Linked DNA regions of Mus musculus: regions 2, 3, 4, 5, 6 and 7 are each linked to region 1. Evidence: chromatin loops called from intact Hi-C (ENCODE). Cell type or tissue: heart. All regions are shown on one strand. Region 1 holds the start of Gm39000 (a long non-coding RNA gene). Region 2 holds the start of Zfp719 (zinc finger protein 719). Region 3 holds the start of Zfp658 (zinc finger protein 658). Region 4 holds the start of Zfp715 (zinc finger protein 715). Region 5 has its middle 29 kb from the start of Gm35588. Region 6 overlaps Zfp715 (zinc finger protein 715). Region 7 holds the start of Ctu1 (cytosolic thiouridylase subunit 1).

Evidence for each region. Peaks named below come from ENCODE experiments on the same cell type or tissue, not always from the same donor. Only the 100,000 strongest peaks of a DNase experiment are listed, where the experiment ranks them.
Region 2: a loop joins it to region 1, with 3 times the contacts of the local background. A loop is called at or near these places in 10 of 42 quality-filtered maps.
Region 3: a loop joins it to region 1, with 2.2 times the contacts of the local background. A loop is called at or near these places in 9 of 42 quality-filtered maps.
Region 4: it touches region 1 in a loop (2.5-fold over the local background); 4 of 42 quality-filtered maps call a loop at or near these places.
Region 5: a loop joins it to region 1, with 2.4 times the contacts of the local background. A loop is called at or near these places in 12 of 42 quality-filtered maps.
Region 6: a loop joins it to region 1, with 2.9 times the contacts of the local background. A loop is called at or near these places in 4 of 42 quality-filtered maps.
Region 7: it touches region 1 in a loop (2.6-fold over the local background); 4 of 42 quality-filtered maps call a loop at or near these places.

What each region holds. Positions count from the first base shown.
Region 1 is chr7:43,464,150-43,468,149 of GRCm38, reverse strand. It overlaps Vsig10l (V-set and immunoglobulin domain containing 10 like), which reads right to left. Exons shown (of 10, transcript NM_001368881.1): 2 at 3,975-4,000; 3 at 3,051-3,344; 4 at 2,645-2,929; 5 at 1,530-1,784; 6 at 445-723; 7 at 1-196. It overlaps Gm39000 (a long non-coding RNA gene), which reads left to right and starts at 1,591. Exons shown (of 3, transcript XR_003946763.1): 1 at 1,591-2,120; 2 at 3,053-4,000. In heart, CTCF peaks have their summits at 1,597 (motif pointing right) and 2,818; DNase peaks (open chromatin) are centred at 1,609, 2,409 and 3,119; H3K4me3 peaks cover 2,084 bases; H3K27ac peaks cover 1,137 bases; H3K27me3 peaks cover 1,130 bases.
Region 2 is chr7:43,577,906-43,581,905 of GRCm38, reverse strand. Zfp719 (zinc finger protein 719) reads right to left here and starts at 2,320. Exons shown (of 4, transcript NM_172482.1): 1 at 2,140-2,320. In heart, no CTCF peak of the experiment used is centred here; DNase peaks (open chromatin) are centred at 1,865 and 2,285; H3K4me3 peaks cover 1,931 bases; H3K27ac peaks cover 1,752 bases.
Region 3 is chr7:43,559,721-43,563,720 of GRCm38, reverse strand. It overlaps Zfp658 (zinc finger protein 658), which reads right to left and starts at 1,351. Exons shown (of 5, transcript NM_001008549.2): 1 at 1,300-1,351. In heart, a CTCF peak has its summit at 1,518; DNase peaks (open chromatin) are centred at 200, 850 and 1,530; H3K4me3 peaks cover 1,599 bases; H3K27ac peaks cover 1,010 bases.
Region 4 is chr7:43,310,884-43,314,883 of GRCm38, reverse strand. It overlaps Zfp715 (zinc finger protein 715), which reads left to right and starts at 1,584. Exons shown (of 5, transcript NM_027264.4): 1 at 1,584-1,780; 2 at 3,699-3,853. The coding sequence starts at 3,719. In heart, a CTCF peak has its summit at 1,996 (motif pointing right); DNase peaks (open chromatin) are centred at 1,573 and 3,033; H3K4me3 peaks cover 2,259 bases; H3K27ac peaks cover 2,047 bases.
Region 5 is chr7:43,281,071-43,285,070 of GRCm38, reverse strand. No RefSeq gene overlaps it. Among named protein-coding and RNA genes, the nearest start is that of Gm35588, 29 kb to the right of the region's middle. In heart, no CTCF peak of the experiment used is centred here; DNase peaks (open chromatin) are centred at 1,700 and 2,010; H3K4me3 peaks cover 498 bases.
Region 6 is chr7:43,303,301-43,307,300 of GRCm38, reverse strand. The region is part of intron 2 of Zfp715 (zinc finger protein 715); the gene reads left to right. Among named protein-coding and RNA genes, the nearest start is that of Zfp715, 8.0 kb to the left of the region's middle. In heart, a CTCF peak has its summit at 1,841; a DNase peak (open chromatin) is centred at 1,890; H3K4me3 peaks cover 646 bases; H3K27ac peaks cover 1,207 bases.
Region 7 is chr7:43,670,139-43,674,138 of GRCm38, reverse strand. Ctu1 (cytosolic thiouridylase subunit 1) reads right to left here and starts at 2,108. Exons shown (of 3, transcript NM_145582.1): 1 at 2,064-2,108. It also overlaps a transcript of Siglece not described here. In heart, no CTCF peak of the experiment used is centred here; a DNase peak (open chromatin) is centred at 2,228; H3K4me3 peaks cover 2,132 bases; H3K27ac peaks cover 1,784 bases.

The DNA.
Region 1 (4,000 bases):
ACTATGGCTGATCGCTCCTGAGGGCCCAGAATGAGCAGGGAGACCCAGTCTCTACTCATGGTGACTCTGTCCACTTCAGAGCTATCTGTCCATGCCTGGATGTGAAAGCCAGTGAGGAGAGTGCCTCGCTCTACATCCCAGGTGAGCACTGCAGCTTCCTGGGCTCTCTGCAGCCTCCAGGAAGAAATAGAGGGCCCTGGGAAGGAACGATGGCGGATGCTGAGGATCTGATGAGAGACAGGGAGGAGGGCTGGCCTGGAAGAGGAAGGTTGTGATCTGGACCCCTGGATCTGGGAAAGGATGCTTGGATACCTGGGTCCAAGGGAAGGGGCCTGGGTCTGAACCCCTGGACCTGAGAGAGGGTGATTAGAGCCTGGACACCTGGGTCTGAGGGAAGAGGGCTGGTTTCTGAACATCCATGTTCTTGGTTTGGGTAGAGCTTACCTGTGAGGGTGATCTGGTTGCCCCCAGCACCCAGTGCGCTGCTGCACAGCACAGAATAATTCCCCAGGTCCCAATCCAGGCTGAAGTTGTTGATGAGGAGCTTTCGGCCATCCTGGCTAAGCTGTAGTCGGCCCCCACCACCTGGAGCCAGGGGCCGTCCTTGCCGAGCCCAGGATGCTCTTGAGGGTGGGGGACAGCCGGTGACCTCCAGTGCCACCACCACATCCCCTGGCTGTGTCTCCTCTACTATGGGCTGGAGCAGCACTTCCTGGGGGGCTTCTGTTGGTGGGAGAAGTCCAGTTAAGAGAGACAAGACCTTACTGGATATGAATAGCCAAGTCCTGAGTCCTTTGTTAAGGCAAAAAGTAGCAAATGCCCCCTCCTCTGTGACCAGATGAAGATCTGTTCATTCATTCATTCATTCATTCATTCATTCATTTTCTTGACAGCTTTTTAAAACATTTCATTATTGTGTGTGCATCTGCCACTGAAAGTATGCAGTGATCAGAGGACATGGGAGTTGGTTTCTGGGAGTTGGTTCTAGTCTTTCACTACCAGGGTTCTGAGGATCAAACCTAGGCCATCAGGCTTGGTGGCAAGTACCTTTCCCCTCTGAGCATCTCACTCACCCCATTCATTCATTCGCTTTTGGTCACATGTCATAGGACTCTAGACTGGGAGACTCATAATCATTAGCTCCTCTCTCTCTCTCTCTCTCTCTCTCTCTCTCTTTCGTCCTCTTTCTGAGACCAGGGGTTTGGTCTCAGAAATGCCCCGTTCCTGCTGTCTTCCCACCCAGAAGTGTAGGACAAAACCTTGTTTCTGCTCTAGGTTCAAAGACAGTGATGTCCGAAGTTTCAGGAGGTAGTTCAGCAGATAAAGGCAATTGCCACGGAGCCCGACGACCTGAGTTCAAGCCCTGAGACTTACATGATGGAAGGAGAGAACCAATGCCCAAAGAAAGTTACGTTTGGCTTTCCTAAAATGAGTAAAGTTCTCTCTGGCCTTTTCCTTAAACCGCAAAGGAGCAAAGGAAAAGTCTTCCACTTCCCTTACAGACAGTAAGGAGGCCCAGCCCCTCTCACCCGGGATGATCGTGCATGTACGTGTGGCCACCAGGTGGCGGGCCAGGCAGGTGACGGCGACGCCGCTGAGCTCCGGGCGGGCGGGGACAGTCACCAGGAGCGTAGATGGCACCGGTCCCGCTCGGACGCCTTCGGGAAGACCCTGGAACTGCAGGGAGGCGGCAGGGACCCCGCCAGGCCAGGAGCAGCGAAAGCGGAGGCTGCGGTCCACAGGACCTCCTTCAACTGAGCATTGTGGGGCTCCGGGGGGCAGATCTGCAACCGACGAAAGACTTTCCAGCCTTAGCCCTTCCATCTTCCCCTATCCTGCCTCTACACAGGATGCTCCACTTCTCCTCCAGGTTTCGCTCCGCCTCTTTTCCTAGGTAGCTCTATCCTCCTGCGTGGTCTGGCCTCTTTGTGACTCCCTCCCTTCCACGCTCACGGACCCTACTTACTAGCCTACGAGGCTGACTAGTCCTTTCTCTTTCAAAACTCGCTCTTCAATTTAACTCTGCTGCTCACTGGATTGAGAATCCTTCCCCAGGACCACCCACCCTTGGCTCCAGCTGGTTCTTCCCCATCTTCTTGACACCTTCACCTCTTCCACCGGTAATCTGCAAACCCATCGGCCCCGCCCTATGCACGGGACTTTGTTTGCTCTGTCCATTAGCAATTGGGGAGTGTTCTACCCTCAGATAGCCCTCCTCCTACAGTCCACGCCCACCTAAATTGTCTTCCCTCCTCCAGGCTAGACCCGCCCCTTGTCCCGCCCTATAATTACGCCTCTGCTCCGCCCTGATGATGTCCCACCTCACCTATGAAGGTCCCTGTACCTTCCTTGCTAGCTTCACTCTTTCCCTGGTGGCCTTGCTTACTTGAGGTTTTCTCACAAACTGCTTGCTAGCTCCTCCCTTTCCTGGCAGCCACGTCCATCAGCAGCTATTTCCCTAATCTTCACAGCTAGCTTGGCATCTTCTCCAACAGCCACGCCCACCGGTAGCTGCCCTAGCTCCTCCTTATTGGCGCCTCCCTCCCTGAAGGGCACGCCCCCTCGCTGTCTCTTCTCTTTGCTGACACCCAGGACTCCATGTGCTTCCCCTCTTCTGCTGCTGGACGGCCCCTACTGCTCTTACCCGCCACAGTGAGGTTGAACACTGAACGCCGGCGGTGGCCAGTGCGAGGGTTCGCGGCGATGCAGGCGTAAGCGCCGCCATGGCCTGGCCCCACAGCGGGCAGCAGGAGGCGAGGCCCCGCAGGCACTGCGGCCTCTGTGGGGTCTGCCAGACTCCACGCGATGTCCGCGGGCGGCCGCGAGGGGGCCGAGCAATGCAAGGTCACATTGCTGCCCGCAGTGACGTAGAGCGCAGGACTGGCATCCCGGTCCGAGGAGACCCTAATGACAGGAGCGTCCGGGCCGTCTTGGGTGTGGGGTTGGGGACAAAAAAAAGGGGTTGGACTGTTAAAGAACTCACAGACATTGGGCTCACTTCTCCCCGGGGATTCAAGACTCGAATCCTCAGGTGACATTCTCCTACTCACAGAAAACACTGACGTCAGCTGCAGCTTCGGTGTGGCCAAAGGGGCTTCGGACCTGGCAAGTGTACCGGGCGTGGTCGCTGCGTACCGGACGTGAGATGAGCAGCTGGTCCCGTTCTGTGCGGATGCGAGGTGGCTCTGCGCCTTCAGGGTCTGAGGTGCCCAGGGCTCGTCCGTCTCTACTCCAGCTCAGCTTCCCGCTACCTGGGTTCCACCCCACGCAGCTTAGCCGCAGCTCGGCTGCTCCTTCTTCTGTCTCTGGCGCCCTGGGCTGTACTGACAACTGGGGCAAGGGCTCTGGAGATCCAGAACAGTCTTTGATGAGTTGGAGAGCCCATACACCAGAACTCCCTCCCTGGGCCATAAGTCTCTGCCTCTTCAGTCCTTCCTCTCTCCTCTCACTGCACCCAGAATCAGAGCTCTCAGTCCTTCTTCCTCTGATCCAGGGATATAGACCCCAGCCCTCCTCCCTTGGACCCAGAGGTGCATACCTCAGCCCGCAAACTTAGGTGTCCAAACCCCAATCTTATTCCATCAGTCTGAGGACTCCAGACTCCAGCCCTCCTTCAGACTCTGAGGTCAAGACCCACCCCCTCTTCCCTCAAACCCAGGGGTTCAGACTTCAATCCTCCTCCTTCAGACCTGAGTCCAAACCCCAGTCTTAATTCCCTCGGTCCCACGGATTCAGGCCCTAGCCCTCCCCCGTCACACCTAAGTGAGGTCCAGGCCTCTCTCAGACCTAAGAGTCCAGCTTAGACCTCCTCCTTCAGACAAGGTGAGCTCTGGTCCCTGCCTTTGCTCTTATCCCCACCCACAGGCTCTTTCTTCTAGGAAGGAAGCATATTCACACAGCACAGACTTGTCCAGAGGTCTGCGAGGAGAGCAGGCACTCGGCAGCCTGCACTCTGGACCTCGGACCCCACTTACCAAATACACCCACCACAAACTCTCGA
Region 2 (4,000 bases), 110 kb before region 1:
GTTACAACACGGTGAGAAAACCTCCTTTACAGGCCTCATAGGCTCTCCAATGACATTCTTAGTTGGAAACTAATAGGCTATTTAGGTAAAATACATAGATGGATATTGACTAATTGTTGAGGAGACCAAAGACAACTAAACTTTTGGTTTCTGGAAACTTTGGTTGCAGACCTACAATCCCGGCACGCCAGAGGCAGGTGGATCACAGCCACACTTGAGGTCAGACTGGCCTACAAACTGAGTTTCAGGCTAGCCGGGGGTACATAGAATAGCCTGTCAAAAGATAGGAAGTAAGGAGGGAAGGAGAGAAGGAGGGAGGGAGACAAGAGGAGGGAAGGAAGGAACAGTGGCTGGAGAGATGCTCAGTGGTTAAGAGCAATTGCTGCTCTTGCGCATGCCTCAGGCTCAGCACCTATCTGCACATGTGGCTCACAGCCTCCTGTGTCTGATTCCAGGGGAGCAGATGGCCACTAGACACACACTTGGTGTCCCTTGGTGACCATCGGTCAGACACTCATACACATAAATTTTAAAAGATGAAACACACACACACACACACACACACACACACACACACACACACGGCTGCTTTTACTAAAAAGCATTATGTATGTCTTTAGCACTTCAGCTCTGACTTAAACGCTAACCTACTTCATGCCCAGCCTGGCCTCCATAATGTAGACATCCTCCAGCCTCCGAGTGCAGAGTGCTAAGATTACAGGACAGTCATGTGCCACCACAACCTGCAGCACTACTTTAATACATAAAGCTTGATTTCTAAACTTAACCTCAAATCTGTGCACTAGAGACAGACATGGGGCCACTAGGTCACTTTACCTCTCCGCCTGCTCAACGTTACCACTGTATGGAGTCTCAACCTCTGCTTTTCTTTTTTTCCTTAACATTTCTTTAGGAGGTGGGGAATAATTGGAGAAGGCAGCTCGCCCAACATTAACGGAAAAAAAAATTTTTTTTTAAAGATTTATTCTTACTATTCAAACATTTAAAAATGAAACGTGTGTGGGTGTTTTGTCTGTCTTTGTCTGTGCACCATTAGCTGGGAGGCCAGAAGGGAACACGGATCCCCTGGAATCGTCCCACCAGGCAGTTCCAAGGCACCATGTGGTGTGGGTGCTGGGAACCCAACACTGCTGACCCACATCTCCACTCTCCTGCCTTTCCTCCTCACTGGTCTCTTCAGTAGGCAGACTGGATGAGGCTGGCCCTTGCCTGTTTGGATGCAGGAACCCAGGCTTCTGCCTTACAATCTTTTTACAGCAGCACCTTTCTGCGTAACTGCCAATTACCAATCCTTGCCAAATTCACAGATCCCAGGCACAAGTCAAACCTCCGATCAGACCTCACATCAGCAAAGGACTGCAGTATTTATGTAAACTTTCAATTGTAACTGAAATGACTAGTTTTTTCTTAAATCTTTCTTCTGTCTTCAGTTGCATACGGGGGAAAGGAAATATCCAGAACACCTAAGGGCAGCCCCAAGGCTATGTCCCCGCTTAGATAACTGTGACCACATTAAATATACCTAAACACATCTCCTGGCTTCTAGGCAGTGCCTTCTATTGCTAATACTGCTTAGGCTGACAGAGATGGAGGGCACTGGGTCTCCAGTTTGGACCAAACGTAAATAAATTCATTTCCCCGTTTTCTCTTACTCTTTGGAGTTTATCTCCTCTCGAAGGCCAGTGTTTGACCAGGAGCCAGGGCTCCAGTTACCAGCTACTCAAACAGCCCAGAAAGCGACGCGGTCGCCCTCACAAAGCACCCTACACTGGCCTCAAGCTCCATCGCCTGACTCCTAAGCCAATCACAGACTGAGCGGATCACAAGCCATCTCAAGGTCCTCGCCCTGAAGCTCCCGGATGCTGCAGCGCCCACTCACTGAGTCCTGCCCCGAATGCCCTCACATGGTAATTTTCACGGACGACGGTGGGAAATCCCACAGGACAGCATACTGGGAAGTGACAAAATACAGACGCGGAAAACCCGCAGGAACAGAATGAAAGAGAACCGAACGACCCCCACTTTATCCACCTCATCCCCCCCTGGGGCCGATTCAACCATCACTCAGCACAAACCGGCGCTCAGCAGCACAGCGTCCTCTGCTCCACATCCACTCACCTCACATTACACCTTAGAGAAGCTCTGCACACGGCACGCCAGGACTGCGAGACTTCCGCCCACAGACACCCACAATTCCATGGGTTCGGATTCCAAACACCCACGCTACCCTGGCAACGACAGGAGAGGCGAACTACTTTAAGATCTGAGCGGATGTGATCACTCTAGGCCACTTCCGATTTGAATAAGGGTTCCCTCAGTTCACTACCACGTAGCCCTGGGTGGCGCGCATGCGCACCACCACTGGCGGAAGTCTGTCTTGCCAGTACTTATTATGGCTCATCTGGTGGTTTCTGATTTTTTTTTTTTTTTTTTTAACTTCTTCCTAGAAAGTGCCATGGCTGAACCCACACTCCCGTGACACAGAGGCAAGCATCAAAGCGCAACGGTTCCATACAGCCGACAAGAATGTGATAGGTGAAAGTCCAAGGCTGTCTCACATGCTTAGGGGATTTATTAACGTCTTGTATGTGTATATAATTCTAAGACACTGTAACATTACATCTTCCTAAATGTACCTTTTTTTCCCCTGTATTTTATTAGATTTACTTTATGTATTTTTGCCTGCATGTTGAGTTTATAGCATCCAGGACAGCTGCAAGAGCAACAAGTGCTTTTAATCTGTTTCTCTTTTTCTTCAACTTTCTCTTGATTTTCACCAGAATTGAAAGAAGTTCTTATTTTTGAGATGACCTCACTATATTGGTCTGACTGGCTTGGAACCGGACATGAAGGTCATTCTGGCCTTGGACTCTCAGACATCTCATGGCCTCTGTTTCCCGAGTGCTGGGATTAAAGATGTGTATCACCACACTGGCCTTTTCTAATTTTTCAAAAATTGAAAACTATGTGGGGTTATTAGGAAACAGGAGGTAAGTCATATGGAACACCAACGGTGAGAAACTGAGATAAGCCATCATTTACGTCATACTGAGGCATCTCACGGTTCCCAGAGGATAGAAACCTGTTCTTACTTAGAAGTAAAATGTCTTCTAAATCGCATAATAGAAATAATGTAGAACTAGGTGGGCAGTGGAAATAATGATAAACAGGGACACTAGTCAAATGGGAAAAACACCTAGCACTGTAGTGAATAAATTAGTAGACCTAATGTACATTATAAGAATAAAGTATAAAATTGTGTGAGTTATCTCCATATTAAACACATTCTAGCCCTGGACAGTCTAGAACAGTGGTTCTCAACCTGTGGGTTATGACCCCTTTGACAAACCTCTATCTCCAAAAATATTTACATCATGATTCATAACAGTAGCAAAATTACAGTTATGAAGTAGCAATGAAAAATATTAGAAAGGTTGAGAACCACTGGTCTGGAACTATGTAGACCAGGCTGGCCTTGAAGTTACTCTGATCTTGTCTATACCAGGGAAGTTCTAGGATTACAACAATGTGCAATCATGCCCAGTTCACACATAGTCTAGAGCTTCCCACTGAGAACAGACTACAGGAATAATGATTTAGGAAACAGTTTCATCATCAAAGATACACCTCAGGAGTCCCAAAAGAGTGGACTCAGCCATCCATCACCACAGAGCAAAATTATGATAAGTTAGGCACCAACGTGTTCTTCCGGAATTTCTTTTTGTTTTGTTTTGTTTTGTTTTGTTTTGTTTTGTTTTGTTTTGTTTCGAGACAGGGTATGTAGCCTTGGCTGTCCTGGAACTCACTTTGTAGACCAGGCTGGCCTCGAACTCAGAAATCCCCCTGCCTCTGCCTTCGAAGTGCTGGGATTAAATGCATGCGCCACCATGCCCAGCCCGGAATTTCTTTCAATAGTTTTCCCTCTTTAGTCAATAAACAATGCTCATCTATCTTGTGTCCTGAGCCACTGCTAGTTCAC
Region 3 (4,000 bases), 96 kb before region 1:
GTGTGCGCCATTGTGCCCAGCTCTCACGAGAGCTCTTTTAAGCATGCCACCAGCATTGATACAACCATTTCTCTCTCAGAAATGACAACTAAGCTTATGGGCTGTTCCAGAACACACCCTAAGAGGAAGAGCAGGACCAGTCCCGTTCCTTCCCTACTCTAAACCACACCCAGTGCCCATGATCTCGGGCGGTCTCTGTGTGCCCAGCACCCAGAACCCTTTCTCCTTCTGAGAGCAGAGATGTGGTGCAGTGTGGTGTGGTGATGGCCACTCCTGGCTCTCTGTGCCTGTCTAGACATTTTCGTTTTCATCTATGCCCACATTGACATCCTGTTTCTCTTCCTTAAATTCAATGGCTCAATCCCTTCCCTGACTTGGAAACCCTGCACATAAACACCAGGCCCTCGACACAAAACATTTCTCCCTTGTCCACAATGTTTTTATGGTACACAGGACATATTCACTGTCATTCTGGACTTTAAGTAACCTCTGATAAGTGGACTGACCACAGGATTAATTTAACCACGGGGTTAAAATGGGCATACCTAGTTCCCCAGAACGTTATTACTTTGGCAGCCAAGATGACAATTTACTAGTTTCCAGAGAATCTTCAATAAACTCAATAGTGATACCCAAGGAACATACAACCTCCAATAAGGACACAGGGTCCTTCTGCTCAAGTGCCAATCACTGACTCTTATTGTGACCATATGGTCTCAGCAGAGGCAGCATTGACCCGCCTCATGTCCCAGCCCTCACATAAAACGGCCCGGGGATTAGGATTTGCCTTTTAAACGTTTGCTTTGCAGCGCTAGCTCTCTACAGGAGACTACATGCTGGGAACGAAAAGGTCCTGTTTTACAAGCCTTGCTACCTGCACAAAGGCTCAACTTGCAGCTCCGATGCCTGTGCCCTCTTTGCATATGCAAATCCCCTGGCTTTTGTTCCACGTGTTCTTAGTATTAGTTCCGCAGGCAGAAGCCACAGGCTGACCGAGAATGGCTGGCTTTCCCAAATTAAGCCCAAACCACAAATAATCTCATTTTCCATTTGTATCTGCCTGTTCTCTTCTCGCAGGCTACTACTAGAAAGCAGCGCGATCGCCCTCAGAGACGCTAGCCCCAGGCTTGCGGTAGCTGGCTGCACTGTCTGTCTCTCTCAGCAACCCTGCTCTCCCAACTCCCATAGGATTCCCACCCCAGCTCAACCAGGGCATCCCTCCAGTAGCTGTGTCAGCTGTCACTCAACACAAATCAGCGCTCAACAGCACAGCATCCTCCCTGCGCCCCTGCCGCTCACCTCTCACAACAATGCAGAGAACTCTGCACAGGACGCGCAGTGTCCCTCCCTGCGACTTCCGCCCCCGGGCCCTCAGTGTTAGAATCCAAACTCTCCTGGAGTGCGGGCAACAATAACAGAACTGATCTGCGCGGAGATTTAAGCGGATATGACCGCTCGAGACCACTTCCGTTTACTGCGAATCAGTGTTCTTCGCCACCCTCCCACACCCCCTTTTTTCCCCTTGTGGAGGCTGGCGAAGCGCATGCGCGCTACTATTTGTGACGCTACAACTTGCCAATACTTCACTTGGATCTTCCTGTAGTTTCTGTTCCTTTAGGAGCTGTCATGGCCACTCCCACAATACAATGATACAGGGACCACCATCACAGTGTGCACATAAGCAGGCAAAGCTTGTGGACTGTGACACAGTGAAAGTCCAAGGCTGTCTCATATTTTCAGGGGATTTTACTTCCTACCTATACGTGTATATCAGTTATTTCCAAGAGACCGGGATGCTGCATATTACTAAAAATACCATTTTTTTTTCTGTATATTCTCAGGGACTTAAAAGATTTTTTTCCTCTAAACTAAGAAGTAAATAAAAAATAAATTAATAAATATAAAGAAAAAAAAAACTAGGTTTGTTGGGAAATGGGAATTGAAGCCATGTGGAATCTTTAAAGATGAAGGTCTGAAATAAATGTGACACTGAGGCTTTTCATGGGGACCAGAGGTGGAGAAAATCTGTTGTCAATGACAAGTGTTTTTATTTTAATTCTTCATTATTTATTGTGTGTTTTGCATATATAAGAAATAGTGTAGAGGAAGGTGGAGAGGGAGATAATGATAAATGGTGAGAGATCAATTGATGACGAAAACGTGCAGTACAGTAGAGGGAATAAATCCATAGGCCAAAGTCGAATATCTGAACAAAATGAACGATTGTGTGCAGTATCTCAGGTTAGCGTTCTCTAGTTCTGTGTAGACAAGAGTATAGCATTGAACATGGTATGATCCCCTGCTTCTGCTTTCCAGGGCTGGGGGGTGGGGGGGATATGCCATCATGCCTAGCTTCACATATGATTTTGATTGTCTTGAGAACAAATTATAGTACTGGTGCTCTTGTGACCAGGGTTTTGTGTCCAAAGATACAGCTCCGGGGGTCCCAAAAAGTAGTCTCAGCCACCCATCACCACATGCCAAATTATATTAAACCACATAAAAGTTAATATGCAAATATCAACTTCTGATCGATTCTCTGCTACATCTTAGCATATGATTGATACCCACACGCACTTATTGCCTCCCGGGCACCACCTTGCTCTTCCACAGGCTCTCTCCTTATGCTTATGACCTCTCTAGGCTGTAAATGTGGTACAGTGCCCATCTGTCTTGCAGCCTGAGTCACAGTCAGTCCACCAGGAAGATGGAGCACTTGCCCTGTGGAGGTGATGAAGCACAAAAGAAGCTGAAACTGTATGCCTCTCCTTCTTTGTGCTCCATGAGACTGACCTAATGGGCAGCTGAGGAAGTTGCCCTGTCCATACCATAAAACCACCCCATGCATCAGGAGGCTGAACCACAGATACCCTGAAAAACATTGTAGGTCAGGCATGGTGGAACACAACCTTAATCCCAGCACTTGGAAGGCAGAGGTAAGCAGATTTTTGTGAGTTCCAGACCAGCCTGGTTTATACAGTGAGTTCCAGGCCAGCTAGGGCTACACAGTGAGATGCTATATTAAAAGAAATAACAGAAATGTATACAAAACAAACTGTCTAGGAGGGTAAATTAGGTACCTGGAAGTAGTTGCTACAGTACTCAGGGCACAACACCTTAAATTGGACCTGAGATGTTTTAAGCATGAGGTGGAGAACAGAATTTTCCAGAAAAGAGTGGAAGTGAGGGTGGATAAATAAGGAAGTTCATAATAAATTCCTGGAGCTGCATGTGAGAGAGGAGGTCCCGTGATGGTGAGATTATAGGTGTCACCCAAATCCCAAAGAAGGAGCTGAGCTGGAAATGACTGTGAAAGAGCATAAGCAATTATTTATTTATAAATAGGGTCTTATGTGCCCCAGGTTAGCCTCAAATTTCCTGTGAAGCCAAAGATCAGCTCAAGTTCTGATCCTCCTGCCTCCACCTCCTGCGTGGTTAGATTACAGGAGTATAATGTATGCAGTGCAGGATATCAAGCCCAGGGTTTCTCCCTGGGCAAGCATTCTGCCAACTGAGCTAAGTCCCAGAGAGGAGCGGAGTGAATGGCCACATAAGCATTTTAAGTACAAGGCTGAGATGATCATAGACATACTTCAAAAGGATTAGCTTTCCTACAGGAATCAAGGTAAGGCTAAGTGAAGATTGGATGGTGGCCAGATCTGCATTGCAGAAGGACTGGAGACAATAAGTGCAGCCTGAATGGAGGTTACAATAGTAACACTTTTCTGCTCACCAATGGTCTCTAAACCAGGAAGGTAACACTGTACTGAGATCTTTGTAGTGTAGTGTACACTTTATAGTGTACTGAGTAATACAACTTGGATGTAGTAATAAATTTCAATATCAGCAGGGCAAGATGACCTGGTGGGGTGCAATAAAGCATGCATGCTATACACACTGAATTGATTATGGAGGAAAAAGGCATCAAACTATAATCTGGCCATGTTTCTAGGCCAGAGCTCTCAAGTGGAAGTTCAAATGGAGCTGCAAATTAATTCAG
Region 4 (4,000 bases), 150 kb after region 1:
TTACTATACCAAGCCTAAGAAAATTAAAAAAAATAAAATAAATAAAGTCTTGGGCTGGAGAGATGGCTCAGCGGTTAAGAGCACTGACTGCTTTTTCCGAAGGTCCTGAGTTCAAATTCCAGCAACCACATGGTGGCTCACAATCATCCGTAATGAGACCTGACGTCCTCTTTTGGTGTGTCTGAAGACAGCTACAGTGTACTTACATACAATAATAAATAAATCTTTAAGTGGGAGTGAGCAGGGGCGGAGCTGGAGGTCAACCAGAGTGAGCAGAGGTCCTAAAATCAAACTCCCAGCAACCACATGGTGGCTCACAACCATCAATACAGCTACAGTATACTCATATACATAAAATAAAGAAAGAAACCTTAAAAAAAAAGTCTTTAGATATTCCCAGATGCTTTCTGTCTTGGAAATCGAAAGTTTCTGTTAACCCATTAAAGGTTTTTTTTTTTTTCTTTCTCAAAAGCTTGCATAATTTAGGAAAATACAATTTTAAAACAATGGAGATCTATCTTGCCTAGTTTATCTTTCCACAATAGCAAAATGGGAGCTATGAGATTATATTCAGTTATGTAGCCCAGGTTGGCCTCAGACTCAGAGATCTGCCTTCCTCTGCCTCCAGAGTACTGGAATTAAAGGTATGAGCCAACTTCTTGATCAAGATTTAATTCTTTTTTTTTTTTTTTTGGCAGGATTTCTCCTGGCTGTCCTGGAACTTTCTCTATAGACTAGGCTGGCCTTGAACTCAGAGGTCTGCCTGACTCTCTCTACAGAGTGTTGGGACTAAAGACGTGTACCATCTCCACTGGGCAAGATATAAATTTTTATTTTATGTGTATGGGTGTTTTATCTGCACGAGTGTCTGTGTACCACTAGTGTGCTCGGTGTCTTTGGAGGTCAGAAGAGAGCGTCCGCTTGGAACAGGAGTTACAGATAGTTGTGAGCTGACGTGTGAGTGCTGGAATTGAGCCCTTAAGAGCAGTTTGGGCACTTACCTGTTAAGCTACCTCTCTATCATATCATCCCTTCTCCCCTGCAGAATTAGGTTTAAATAGAAAGCAAGAGGTATGTAACTAAGCAGTCTTACCAAGCAATCTTAGTTTGTGGCCCCTCGCTATCATTGTCTCCGACTGAAGTCTGTCCTGCAAAGTGGTCTAGGAAGTTGTCAGAACGGTGTGAAATCTGTTTTCCTGTGACAAGTCCCTGCTCTGACTGCCTCCTGGCTTCAGCACATCCTTTCTCCCATCATGGAATTTCTATTTCTGTGTTCCATTGTCTCAATAGTCTGTAGAGGAAGGGGCACAGAATGTCTCTTTAGACTATCATATTCCTGCCAGGCCTGTCACACCATATGGGAGACAGCTTTCAGACTTCCACTCAAAGGCGTTGCATTTAGCTGCCCGCCCACATGGAATCAAAGTTCCTGGATGGTGGCCTCCAACGTCCGGAGCTCACTCACGCCGCCACCACAGTTTCCAAGGAAACTGGAACCACCCGGTCTGCCATGCTGACTGCTGGCAGGCACACTCGGGTCAAAAGTGTTAGTGGGCATGCGCATTATTCTACTGGGCGTGGACATGTCCTGCCGGAAATCTAAAAGACACCGGAAATAGAGTGGCCGTGAAACCTTAAATGTTGTAGTCATTCGAGTGTTACTTCGCTGGCGGGTCCGCGAGGTGGTTTGGAACTTTTCCATCCGGGACTCTTCGGCTTCCGTGGGCGGAAGTCGCCGTCAGGCGTGCCGTGTGCAGAGCTCTCGGCCGGGCAGTGTGAGGTGAGTGGCGGCGGCGGCGGCGCAGGGGGTGGGAGGACGCAGTGCTGTGCCGAGCGCTGGTTTGTGCTGAAGGACTGGGCTGAGGCGGCTGCCGGGGCTCGTCAGATGGGGTGGGGGTCGCGTGGTGCGCTTTCACCCTGTTCCCGAGGGTTTCCCGTATCTTGGGTGTTTTGTCACTTCCCAATGTGCTCTCCTGTGGGTTTTCACGCAGTCGTCCATGAAAGTTGTCAGCTGAGGCCATTAGGGGGCGGGACTCAGTGAGTGGGCGCTGCACGCAGCGGGTCCCCGGGTGGGAGTCGGGAGCTTAAGGGCGAAGACTTTGAGGTGGCCTGTGCCCCACTCAAGCCGTGATTGGCGTAGGGGTCAGCAGAGGCAGCGATGGAGCCTAGGGCGGGAGTGGGATGCTTGTGAGGGCGACTCTGGTCGTTAGTGTTGGCGTGGCCAGTGACTGTGGCTTGATTCCGGTTAGCACTATGTGAAGAAAATCCCGTCGGCTTGACCAAAGTAGCAAGTGTCAAGACCACAGGTGTCGGAACTGCGAGTGCTCAGGCTCTCACGGATGAGGGAGGGAGAGAGGGAGGGAGGGAGGGGGTCCCACGCTTTGCATGCTGCCTAGTTATCTAGGCTGCTGAGCTCAAGAGATTTCTTCTAAGGTCCGTAAAAGTAGGGAATCTTGTTTTATGGGCTGCTTTTGGGTCTCCTTTTCCAACTAATTCGTTCCTACCTCTGGATGACCAGCATTATTGAAGGAATGATCCCAAATATTAAAAACACTTTCACTCTTTGGGGCACATTAGAGTCATACTTGGGAATCCTTTGGACATTATGTGCATCAGTGCTTGCCTGTCTTTGGGATCCTATACAGACGTTAAAGATCACTGGTTGGCAGTTGACCAAAATAATATTGGGCCGTTTTATTTGTACCCTAATGTTTGTGTTGATTTGGAGTGCTTAAAAAACTGTGTATTGGTCTGAGAGGAGTAAGTAGCTCATATCTTTAAATCCCAGCACTAATGGGGCCCAGGCAGTGAAAGTTAAAGGCTAGCCTGGTCTACATAGCAAGTTCAGGATAGCCAGAGCTAAATAATAGACCTTGTCTCAAATACAGACACACACACACACACACACACACTTACACATGGGAGCGGGGGAGGGGGCACACAGACAGACATGGAGTGGGGGAGTGAGGATTGGATAAGCCTGTTTTTCTTAATGTGTCTGTGTAGACGGGGAAATGTCTAGAAACTCACGCTACAATCAAAATTGGCTGTCATCCTGAGCGCTTTGTGCAACAGGAAACAGGAATGCTGTTTTTAGATGCTGACTACAGAAGGGACTGCATAGATATGGTGGCCAGGGTGTTCCTTAGAATGAAAACAGCTCGAATATGTACCCCTGTTCTTCTATTTAGTGACCTACGAGCAAATCAAGCAGAGTAGTAATGCATATGTGTAGCTAAAAAGTTTGTTTGAAATGCAATCAAAATTAAGTTGGCAACGTACTGATTTTTTGTAAGTATTTTACTTCCTTTCAGGCAGGTGCTGAGGGCTTAGTGAGCCTTCCCTAGCATGGCATTCTGGATCCCTACAATAAGCACCTATGTACTCATTTTGTAATGACTAAGTTAGTTAGCACATTGGTTTTCTACTAGTTAACATGTGAGTGCTGCAGTGTGTCCTTCCTTCCTAATGGATGGTTTTTTAATTTTTTGTTTGTTTTCTTTTGTTGTTTGTTTTAGAACCCAGACTAATAACAAGAGCAGGGCTTTTATGTATCCTCTACACTGCCTACACCTGTTCTTCCATATAGGCCCTCACCAATTCATGGTCAGATGTTTGGTTGTTGTCTTTTAGTGATTTCCGGTGTCTCTGAGACCACTGCAATCATTCAGGCCTAAGGATTTCCTTCTGTGCCACAGCTAGCCCTTCTTCAACGTCCATGACTCTTGAGGGATTTGGATTTGCTACGAAGAAAACGTCAAGAACAGAAGACAGAGGGGCCATGGCTGCAGATCCAAATTTCCAACAGAAGAGCCAGCCATTGGGTGCAGAGGAGCAGCCTGAGTCCTGTGAGGTAAGCAGGAGTGACTTCATGATTGGTTCTTCGGGTCTTCAGGGCAGACGCAGGAAGCTGCAGACTTCTGAGACCATCTTAATCTCGTTAGGAAGGGACTATATATAGCACACACTAAGTAATTACCCCTCACCCCCTTGCCCTCTC
Region 5 (4,000 bases), 180 kb after region 1:
AAGGAGAGTAAGGCGCTTCCTATCCAAGAGTCTGGTCAAAGCCTCAGAGAGCTGGGAGGGAAGCAGGAACTCTGGCATCAGCATTTGCTGTAGTGACCTCTCTAGAGGCAGTGTTCCTTTCACACATAGATGCTTTTGCCAAAATAGTTACACCCCAGGCTTAAGTGCTTAAGGCGTATATGGCCATGGTCTTTTCCTCAGAAATGGCTTGAAAAGCTCAGATGAAAGTCTGCACAGCAAAGGTGAGACATATAGGATACTCCATCAATCCAAGCACTTTGGAGGCATAGGCAGGCGGATCTCTGAGTTCTAGGGCAGTGTGGTCTATAAAGCAAGTTCTAGGCTAGCCAGAGCTAGATAGTAAGAAGCTGTCTTAATAAACAAGCAAGCAAACAACTGTAGAAGCAAAAAATAAATAAATAAATAAATAAATAAATAAATAAATAAATAAAAGCTGATTTAAGGGATTAAATTGGCACCAGTTTGAGTGACTATGGTCTGAGGAATCCAGGCTTAAGTTACCCCCAATCCCATGTTCCAACGTGGAAAAAAGTCATAAATCCAGGCAAGTTTAAACTACATTGGTGGGTACATCAGAGAGGCAGATGCAATGAGATGGAGGAGATTTTTTTTTAGGCCCAAGATGCAATCTGACTACACTCTTGGCTTCTAGGTTCATGGAAGCTAGTGGTCAGCTAAGTTAATAGCTTCCTTTTAAAAATATTTTTGAGGGGCTGGAGAGATGGCTCAGAGGTTAAGAGCACGGACTGAGCTTCTAAAGGTCCTGAGTTCAAATCCCAGCAACCACATGGTGGCTCACAACCATCCGTAATGAGATCTGACGCCCTCTTCTGGTGCATCTGAAGACAACTACAGTGTACTTACATATAATAAATAAATCTTTTAAAAATATTTTTGAGACAAGATCTCTCTATGCTACACTGGAACTCACTGTGTAGATCTGGCTAGCCTCTAACTCACAGAGACTCACTTGCATCTTCCTCCTAAGAAATGGAATTAAAGGTCAGGGTGTCTCTCCCCCCAACCCCCACCCCCGCCCCATGTCCGGCAAGTTAATAGTTTCTAAAACGTTTTTATCTGTTAGTCACAAGATGTTGGTTCTGCCACAGAAGTGGGCCTGGGAGAGCTGTTCCAGAGGGCTAGAACTAGCCCAAGTAAGTCAATTGGCCTCTGAACCTGCAACATTGTAATCTTTCCACAGTCCTGATTATTCCAATCGGTTTCTGTAGATACAGCTTCTCCCAATATCACCTTGGGACTTGTGTTAGACTTTTACATTATCAAATGTGCCCTTTAAAAACCATACATTGGGGGCTGAAAGATATGGCTCAGTGGTACTTGTTGCTTGTCCAGAGGACCCAAGTTTGATTCCCATCACCTCCATGGTGGTTCACAACCATCTAACTTGTAGGGCATCTGACAACCTCTGTGGACCTGTAGATACCACATGTACAGACACACATGCAAGCAAAAACACTGATCCACATTTTAAAAAGTAAAAGTAAATGTTAGAATTCTGTCTAAGCTTCACCACAGTTACCTGGCAACAGACAGGTATGCTCCTCCCCACAATTACTTGACAATAGCAAGCATGATAGATCTGATATATCTGTACTCCCAGGTTCCTTTTCCTGAAGAAAGTGCGCATATGCCCACTTAGCGCCACCTCGTGGTCAGATCTGGAAATGCATCTAGCGCGGGCTCCACCTCCCATAATTCTTACTCCCTTTCCAGGTCTCTTCTCATCACACTTCTCACGAACGCATAACATCTAAAATCTATTCATTGGTTTTGCAATATACTCTGCCGTGAAACGCGGTGATGTTGAACCGCCAAATGCTGCAGATAATCGGCAGCAGGCGCAGAAGGGAACCGGTGGGATGGCCAAGGGTACCCTGGGCTTGGGTGGCAGAGCACTCCTCTTTGCAGAGCCTTACTGATAGATACAAGCCCATCACATTCGAAAGAAGCAAGCCCTCTGGGTCCAATAGCGAAACCCCCCCACCCCTAACTTGTGGGCCCCTGGGAGTTGTAGGCTGGTGGCTCCACAGCCCTCTGGGAGTCGTAGTCCTTTTGTCAGTCTATGATTTCCTGGGCTTCCCAGCCAACTTGCAACGAGTTCTGCCCAAGTGATTGCCTGGTTCCTCCTAGTGTAGTCTACCCTGTCAGAATTGAAGGCTTCCTTCCCTTCCCCTTCCCCTTCCCCTTCCCCTTCCCCTTCCCCATCCCCTTCCCCTTCCCCTTCCCCTTCCCCTTTCCCTGGATCTAATGAAGATCAGGCTATCCGTGAGCTATATGACAGAGGCTAGCCTTGAACTCCTTAAGACATACACTACAGTGCCTGGGTCTGGTCTCGGCCTTCTCTCCCAGCATTCTGGTAAGCTCCCTATGAGCAATGACAGCCCATTCTGTCTCCTACCCTGGACCTGACCTAAACAGCTTGCTCCTCAGCTGACTTGTTTCGATCAGTGTAGCCCATGTTGATTTCTGTCTCTCCAACCTGGGAGGGTGCATGAAATTACACCCTTCTCTGTCCTGGCTACAACCCCATGGGGGTGAAGCTGGGCTTAGGGGTATTCAAGTAGCTGTAAGAGCCTGGCTTATGGGCCAGAACTATCCTAGGGTTCACAAAAACACTCTCCAGAGCCATGAATGCCTTATTATGTCCAAAGGAAACTCCCATTTCCTTTCCAGAAACCAACTCCTTAGTCTTTCCCTCCTCACACACCTCCTGCCTCCTCTCAACTGGCCCAGCTGTCGTGAGTGCAAATGTATTTGAATCTGCTCCTCCATCTCCCTCACCCAGTTTCTTCTTCCAGATTTTGAGTGAGTCCCCTCTGCTTTATTTCTAGAGACCCAGACTCTCCTGGTCTCCTTTACAGCATCTGCCAGGTTCTGAGTCACGTTGCACCACTGTTTCTGTCCTTGTTGCTCTCTGCTCTATTCACACTCACACCGAAGAATCCTGTTACAGTATAGGTCAGGGATGGACACTTGGCAGGAGCCTGGCCGAGCGAGCATGGAGCCCTAAGTGCAGTTCATGTCAGTAGCCCTACACTTGGGAAGTGGAGCAGAAGTTCAAGCTTCGCTTGGCTATATAGTGACTTACAGGGTCTTCTCCCCCTACCCCCCAAAAAATCTGGATCCAATATGGAGGGTGTGAAACAACATTTGGGGTTGGGGGTCTGTCCTGCTGTCTACCACATGGGTTCCAAGACCATGCAGCAAGATCAGCAGCAAGCATCTTTGCCTGTGCAGCCATCTTACCTGCCCTTCCCATTGTTTTTGTTTTTCCTTATTTAAGGAGCATTTGGACTGTGTACTTTTCCGTCCATGACATGGCCCCTCCCCTAGAATGCTAGTTTCCAGGTTTCCCTTTGTGGGTCACCCATAACCACCGCGGGTTGGGAACTTGGAGACACTCAGTAGATGCTTGAGTAAACGAAACTTTGTTTGATTATGTCTTAAGCTTTCTATTCCTGCACAAACATCAAGACCAAGAAGCAAGTTGGGGAGGAAAGGGTTTATTCAGCTTACATTTCCACATTGCTGTTCATCACCAAAGAAAAGTCAGGACTGGAACTCAAGCAGGTCAGGAGGCAGGAACTGATGCAGAGGCCATAGAGGGGTGTTCTTTACTGGCTTGCTCAGCTTGCTTTCTTATAGAACCCAAGACTACCAGCTCAGGGATGGCACCACCCACAATGGGCCCTCCCACCCTCGATCACTAATTGAGAAAATGCCTTACAGCTGGATCTCATGGAGGTGTTTCCTCAAGGGAGGCTCCTTTCTCTGTGATAACTCCAGCTTGTGTCAAGTAGACACACAAAACCAGCCAGTACAGGTTGTTTGTTTGATTATTTTGTTTTCAGACAGGGTTTCTCTGTGTAGCCCTGGCTGTAGTGGAACTCACTCTGTAGACCAGGCTGGCCTTGAATGCAGAGATGCACTTGTCATTGCCTCTGATGTGCTGGGATTA
Region 6 (4,000 bases), 160 kb after region 1:
TATGTAAACCAAACTGGACTCAAACTTACAGTAATTTGCCTATACCTCCCACATGCTGACATTAAAGGTGTGTTCTACCATACCTGGCTATTTATTTTTAAAGCTTTTAAAAATATTTATGTGTTGGCTGGAGAGATGGCTTAGCGTTTAAGAGCACTGATTGCTCTTCCAGAGGTCCTGAGCTCAATTTCCAGCAACCACATGGTGGCTCACAACCATCTGTAATGGAATATGATGCCCTTTTCTGGCGTGTCTGAAGACTGCAACAGTGTACTCACATATAAAATAAGTAAGTCTTTGAAAAAAATAAAGGTTAAAAAATTAAAAAAATATATTTATGTGTTTGTGCTTGCATGAGTTTGCACATGTACACTGTGTGCAAGCAGGTGCCTGAGGAGGCCAGATAGGATGTAGAATCCACTGAAACTGGAGTGAGCTACCATATGCTGGGAACTAAAACTATGACCTCTTAATTGCTGAGCTATCTCTCCAATACTTTTTATTTTTAATGTGCTGCTTCCCTCATTCTTTTGATAATTTTTAATATCATTATTTCTTTGTCACGTGTCACAAAGTGTGGATGTCAGAGGACAACTTCAGTTGGAAATCATTTCTTCCTACTCTGTGGGTCCTGGGCATAAAATTGTCAGTCTTGGTGGAGATACCTTTATCTACTGAGCTGTCTTTTAGCTCAGTTACTGTTCTTTTTTAAAGGATTCTAGGTTGCTAGCGAGATGACTCAGCAGTTAAGAACACTGCTGTTGAGCAGACGAAGCAGGTTCAGTTCCCAGTGTGGTAGCTCACAACTGTCTATCATCCAGTTCCAGGGGATCCCATGGCCTCTTCTGGCCTCCTGTGCATACGGCACACACATGGTGCATATGCATGCAGATGCAAAACACTCATAACATTTAAAAAAGTCTTTTAGGGCTGGAGAGATGGCTCAGCCATTAAAAGCACTGACTACTCTTCCAGAGGTCCTGAGTTCAATTCCCAGCAACCACATGGTGGCTCACAACCATCTGTATTGGGATCTTATGCCCTCTTCTGGTGTGTCTGAAGACAGCTACAGTATACTCATATACATAAAATAAATAAATAAATTTTTTAAATAAATCTTTTAAAAAGCAGGATTTCAATTTTTTTGTTTGTTTGTTTTTCGAGACAGGGTTTCTCTGTGTAGCCCTGGCTGTCCTGGAACTCACTTTGTAGACCAGGCTGGCCTCGAACTCAGAAATGCGCCTGCCTCTGCCTCCCGAGTGCTGGGATTAAAGGCGTGCGCCACCACCATGCCCGGCTTCAAAAATGTTTTGATGTTTGATTAGTGGCACATAGACCTGTTCTTGCACTTTTGTAGTATTTTGAAATGTGACTTTTCTGAATGGAGAGTATGAAAATTAGGCTTTCTGTGTCATTTCACTTTATCCTGTGCAATGTCTGCTGGTGTCTTCCATTCCTGTATTGTCTGGGTGTCATCAGCATGTCATGGTCCTTAACCGCTTTGTTCCCCTTCCCCAGTCACTCCCTCTCGTAGCTCAAAGTTCTCCACTCTCCTCAGTGTAAATTCCTTCCTTGTGAGAGAGGCAAGGCACAGAGTGAGAAAGTTTTCTTTTTCTTTTTGAGACAAGGTCTCACTGGGTAGCCCTTGCTGGGCCAGACTTAGTTCTGTAGACCAGGTTGTCCCCGAATTCACAGAAATCTGCCTGCCTCTTCCTTCAGAGTGGCTGTATTACTTGTAAAAGCTTAGTCCATATAAAATTGAATGAGCAAGGGACTTGTTTGTGTGGTTCAGGAAACAGGAAAAGCTAAGCTTCCTCCATGGCTCCCTCCACCGGAATGTCTAAAATTAGCCACACTAAAAATATCAAGTGTAGATGTGCCTGTGTCCCAAGGAAGCAGAGGAATGCTCTTGGAGCCACTGCTGAGAGTATCACTTAGGCCAGTTTGGAAAACTGCAGTCAAGTTTGTGAGGTGTGTTGTGTGACACCCAGCATTTCCACTGCTGGGGTAAATGCAGCGAGGTAGATAGAGCTGTGCAGGCTCAGCAGTCTTACTGATCACTGCTGGTCAGCTCATTGAGAGCAGGGCATTTGCTTGCAGATTTAATTTATATGTTCATAATATATGCTTGAGGTTACACTCTAGTGTCCATTTACTTTTTGAGCATCTACTTACCTGGTCTTTCTGCTCCTCACTCTTAGTCGTCTTTGTTTCTTGGTAGGGTCTTATATAGTCCAAACTAGCCTCAAACCCCCTGTGCAGTTCACAGTTGTCTTGAATCCCTCATCCTTCTGCCTCCACCTTCCAGGGCTTGGGATTATAGGCATAGACCACCACATATGGCTTTTTTTCTTTATTTTTTATTGCTGTTTGCTTACATTTTAGTATTTGTAAGGGACTTTGTTGATTTTCCTTTATGATATCTTTTTTACTTGTTTTTATTGTTTACATTATTTTACTGTTCATTTTTACTCTTTATAGTTATCAGTGTTTGTTCCTTCTGAGTTTTTTGATATGTTAACTTTTTTCTTTATTCACTTAAAAAAAATTCTCAAACTAGCTGTAGAGCTGAGGCCAGCTCTGAACTCTTGTGTTTTTGAGTCAAAGGCTCCCCATGCTTCTCCCAGTTATTAAGGCTTTGAAGTCTTAGCATATTGGTTATCTGAAGGCTCCACTGTCATGAGCTGATCATCTGTTAAAGGTAGCTGTGAATTTTGGAGGTGCATGCATTCTCGGGAGCTTGTTTTGGTTTTGGTACAGGTTTTCTCTCTCTTGTTCTGGCTGTGCTGAAACTTACTATGTAGATCCAGCTGGCCTCAAACTCAGAGGTCCATCTGCCAACTGCCTTAGAAGTGCTGAAATCCAAACTGTGTACCACTAAGCCCAGCTGTGCAGGCATTCCATCCACAGGATGAAATATATTGAAAATTGTTGACTCCTCCAAAGGAAACTTCTCATGGTAATATAATTAATTGATATTTTCCCTATTAGGCATTCCAATGGAATATTTCTGGAATTATCCATTGTAGTCACAGTGATATGCCTGACATGTTAATGTAAGGAATTTTAATACAGAATATATTTTACACAGAGAAGCAGCATGTAAGTGACAGTGCTTTGCCTGTTGGCGGGTGTCACTTGTGTCAGACTAGAAGATCTGTCAAAAGTACTTGCAGCTCAGAAAGAAATAGCACGTGCTCAGTTATGCCTGTGGGGACCTGAAGGGTGTCAGTGTTGTATTATTAAGATGTTCATACATAAGTAAAAGTAGAATGAATTGTGTTTCTAACCCCTTCTTTGAGTAACTTCAGCATATTCCCATCCTGCTCATCCCTTTCCATTGCTAGGTTATTGGGTAACCAAATACTAAAGGCTATCCTTTTCTTTGTGTGTTGGAATTTATCCCAGAGATGATCACCTTTTTATATAACCATAAGTTATTTTTAACATCACTGTTCCTGCTTATACTATCATATGCATAGTCTCCCTCAAAAGGTCCAGCCAAGTGCCCACACATATAGAGTCACTAAAAAGTATTTTAGTCTTTTAATCTCTTATTTTTTCTCCTGTGTTAATTACTTCTTAAGAACTTGTTATTCTAAAGAATAACTTGGGTTATCCTTTAGATTGTGACAGGTTTTAGATTTGGCTCAGTTACTTTTTGTTGGTGTCACTTACATGCACTCTGGTCCTTATAGTTCTGGTAAGCTGGTGTCTAATATAAACATGTACTGTCTAGTGTGATGGTGACACATGGCAATAGCTGCTGTTGGCTGAGGGAGACTCAGAGCAACACTGTGCACTGTGTAACTTGAGTCCATATCAGAGGGGTATTTCATTTTGTATGTATGATGAGTGTTTTTGCTTTTATGTTAATGTGCACAGTGTGTGTGCCTAATGCTTTTAGGAACCAGATGAGACCATCAGATCCCCTTAAACTGGAGTTACAGATGGTTGTGAGGCACCATGTAGGTGCTAGAAATTGAACCAGGTACTCTGT
Region 7 (4,000 bases), 210 kb before region 1:
TCCATCCTCAGAACTCATGCTCAGATCCCCTAAAAGGATACAGCCAATCCTTCTGTGGCCTCAGATGCCAGACACTTCCCACCTACTCCATGGCCAGGGCTGCAGTAGAATTCTAGTAACTCGTCAGGAGTGGTAACGCACGCCTTTAATCCCAGCACTTGGGAGGCAGAGGCAGGCGGATTTCTGAGCTCAAGGCCAGCCTGGTCTACAAAGTGAGCTCCAGGACAGCCAGGGCTATACAGAGAAACCCTGCCTCGAAAAACCAAAAAAAAAAAAAAAAAAAGAATTCTAGTAAATCGCTGTATCTAGGGTAAACTTTAGAATGAAATGGTTGTCTTTCAGTGTACCAAGAATAGACATCAAAATGAATTGTTCTCTAGAAGTACTTTGACCTTGAAGACGTCATCGCAGAAGACGTAGATCATTTTCTATTGTCTATGAAGTTGTTTTCTGAAGGAGCTTTAGGGCCTTGGCATGACTTGGTACAAGACAGTCCTGATACATATGCGATGTCTTGCATTATTGAGTACAGCAAACAGTCCACAAGAGGGACCAAAGTTTCAGGGGTGTGATGTTTCCTTTGATGAGGAGTTTTGGTTTGAGAAACTTTTTAACCCCCCCCCCCAAAAAAAACAACTTTTGTGAAGAAAAAAAAAGACTACCTCCACCTAAATCTTCACATATTATTTAACTATGCAACCTAATTCTTATTTTATTTTAAAAGTTTTTCTGCTGCCCAGAAGTACCTGTCCTAAAGGAGACACAACCTAAAGTAAACGCTAAATAAAAAGAAAGAGCCTGACGTTCAGTTCATTGAGGCTGGACCTCCTTGCTGCCTTGGAGCCCGATTACATTCTAAGGTGACCCTCATTGTTTGATTATCCTGCACAACTCAGAACACTGGCACAGCCTGCTTGTCTGGGTCACTGGTCTCTGCCTTGGCCTCCCCTCCTTCACGACAATTTGCATATAACAACCTGCAGATCCAGCCCAGTTACCTTTTTGACAGGTCCGTGAATGATGCTTGGGAGGCCCCGTGGCTCCTTTCCAGAATGCTCTCAAGTATCCCAGGAACACTCCTTTCCTCTGGCCCAAAGAGTTCTTTCTGATCACTGAACCCAGCAAGCAGCCCTCAAGACTCCCCTAACTCTCCTGGCTGAGCACTGCCCCTTGAACTATCCTCCTCAGCCTTTGTTTCTCCCCTTCCTCTCGCCCGGATTAGGTTCACACCAGTCTCTCCTCACTTCTCCTCACGCCCTGCCCAGCAAGCCCTAGAATCATCAGGCTCAGAGGTGCCTCCAGGCTTGACCTCCTAACGACCCACTTAGGATCCTTGCAGGGCACCTTTCAAGTGCTCCCCAAATCTGTCCCTTCTGCCTGGCTTATCTGTCTCCTGAGAGTGCCCACCACCTTCTACCCCCGCATTTATGCAGAATGGCGTGTAAATACACTCTCTGTTCTCAGTCATCTAATCCTGTGAGGGGGTTGCTATTGTAAGGAGTAGCTTACAGACACACGCAGAAACAGAAAAGGGGGATACCACATCAGTAGTAGCCCTGAGATCATGGAGGGAACCTGGTTGATAGATATATCAGTAGTCTTTAGCTGACGGAGCGAACAGGGCTTATGCTAATTAAGTAAGTATCTGGGATGATGGGGGAAAGAATTGTGTACAGACTGGCGGCAAACCCCCGAGGTAATAACAGGCGTGGTGGTGCACGCCTTTAATCCCAACACTCAAGAGGAAGTGGCAGTTGAATTTCTGCAAGTTCCAGGCTAGCCTGATCTACAAAACAAATTTCAGGGGTGCCTCCGGGTGGCCAACTCTCCTAAAGGGCAGAAGAGGCGTCACCAGAACATATTTAACAGGGGCAAGAGAAGGCAGATGATCTGTTACCACCAAATGAACAAAGCGGCCTGGCAAGAGACCAGACTAGGAGATCCTGGCCAGAACGCGAGTTGACAATCATAAAAGCGAGTGCCAAATCTCTAGAAAGACCTTCAGCTCTCCCGTGGCACCATGGCCCCAAGCCCGTAGGAACCGGAGGAAGAGGAACACTAACCTGAGTGGAACGAGCTGAGTACTCTGCCTGCCACGCGGAAGCCTGGAGCGGAAAAATGCCCTGGGACTACAATTCCCATAAGGCCTTGAACTGCTTTGCCTACGACTTCCAGAATGCAACAGCTCCAGACGCGGGCCTGTAACTCTACAGCAGCTTGGACTCCAATTCCCAGAAACACTTGAGAGTACAGCTTTCCTTCTGCCAAATGCCTCCCCACGGGCCGACTCTGTAGGGCGCACACCAGGGCCTGGGAACCGAGCCCAGAATCCTGATGTTGTCCGGCAACGCGAGGTCACCAGAAGGGAAGTTGAAATCAGAAGTGGTTGAAATCAGAATGGCTGCAGTATAATTTCCTAGTTTTGTGGACTATCATATACTTCTGCTACTTGCTTGCTTCTCAGTCTCTGTTACTGTTTCCCCCTCCCTCTTCTCTGTGTCTCTCTCCCTTGCTCTCTCTTTCTTTGATTCTCTCCCCAGGATCTTACCATGTAGCCTAGGCTGTCCTGGAGGAACTAGCCATATAGACCAGGCTGGCCTTGAACTCAGAGACCCACCTGCATCTGCCTCCAGAGTGCTAAGATAAAAGGTGTATGCAATCTTGCCCCTTTCTGTCTTCCTTCCTTCCTTCCTTCCTTCCTTCCTTCCTTCCTTCCTTCCTTCCTTCCTTCCTTTCTCACAAAGGTGGAAGGAGTCCAGATGACACACAGCTATGTAAGCTATTGTAATACACATCAGTAAATTGTCGTCTTGTACTGTTTAAGGTCACCGGGAACCTGGCGTCCCAGCCCGACTTTAGACCCAAGCATTTTGTCTTAAAGCGTTCTCCAAGACCGCTTCCTCAGTCACCAGCCGGCTTCCTGGTCCTGTGAGAAAGTGAAAGAGAACAGCCAAATAAAGTGGAAACGCTACTTCCTTAAGAACAGGAGAGTAAGTTCTTAGAAGAAAAATAGTGTATCCTTGAACACAGATAGGATGGGACCCATTCCCAGAGACCTCTGCTACTTCTCATCCCATAGGACATCTGTGGTGGGAATGGTTAGTTGGGAGTCTGTCTTCCTGGGATCCTCTTCTTCAGCCTCCTGCAGACTGTGTGTGGTTCCCAGCTTCCCCAGTCTGTTTCTACTGGATGTTTGTTTCATGTCTGACCTGGTGCCCCATTATCTTTCTGCAGTTTGCTGTTTATGCACTTGAAATGAAAAGCATTCCTACTGTGGATCATTCTCCAGTTTCAGACAGCTTTCTACCGACGAACCACACTCCAGCCCCTCACTAGGGGATTCTAGGTAGGGACTCGATTATTGAGCCACTTACTACCCAGGAACTTACTGGGAAATTCTAGGCAGGGGTTTTAACACTGTGCCACACCCTAGCCTCTCATTAGGGGATTCTAAGTGGATGCTCTATTACTAAGCTAGGTATATTCCCAGCACCTCATTGGAGAAACTCTAGGCAGAGGTTTTAATAGTGAGCCATGCCCCAACTCCTCAGTATTGGTATTAGGTAAGCACTCTAATACTGAGCTATAGCCCCAGAATGCACCACTTCTATGCTTTTTAAATTTAAACAGGGTCTCGCCATGTGGCCAGTGCAGTCCTCAAACTTATAATCCTTTGCCTCGGTCCTCCAAGTAGCTGGAATTACGGCCCTGAGCTACCAGCCTGGGTTCAGCTCCGTGGTTCTCAACCTTCTTAATTTTGCAACTCTTTCACACAGTTCCTCATGTTGTGGTGACCCCAGTCATAAAATTATTTTTGTTGCAACCTCATAATTGTAATTTTGCTGCTCTTATGACTCATAATGTGTGTATCTGTGTTTTCCAATGGTCTTAAGCAACTCCTGTGACCCCAAAAGGGTCACAGCCTACAGCATGAGAACTGCTGACCTAGGCTATGGGAATAGTGCTTCAGCACCACAGATAGAGCGAGCTTAGATAGATA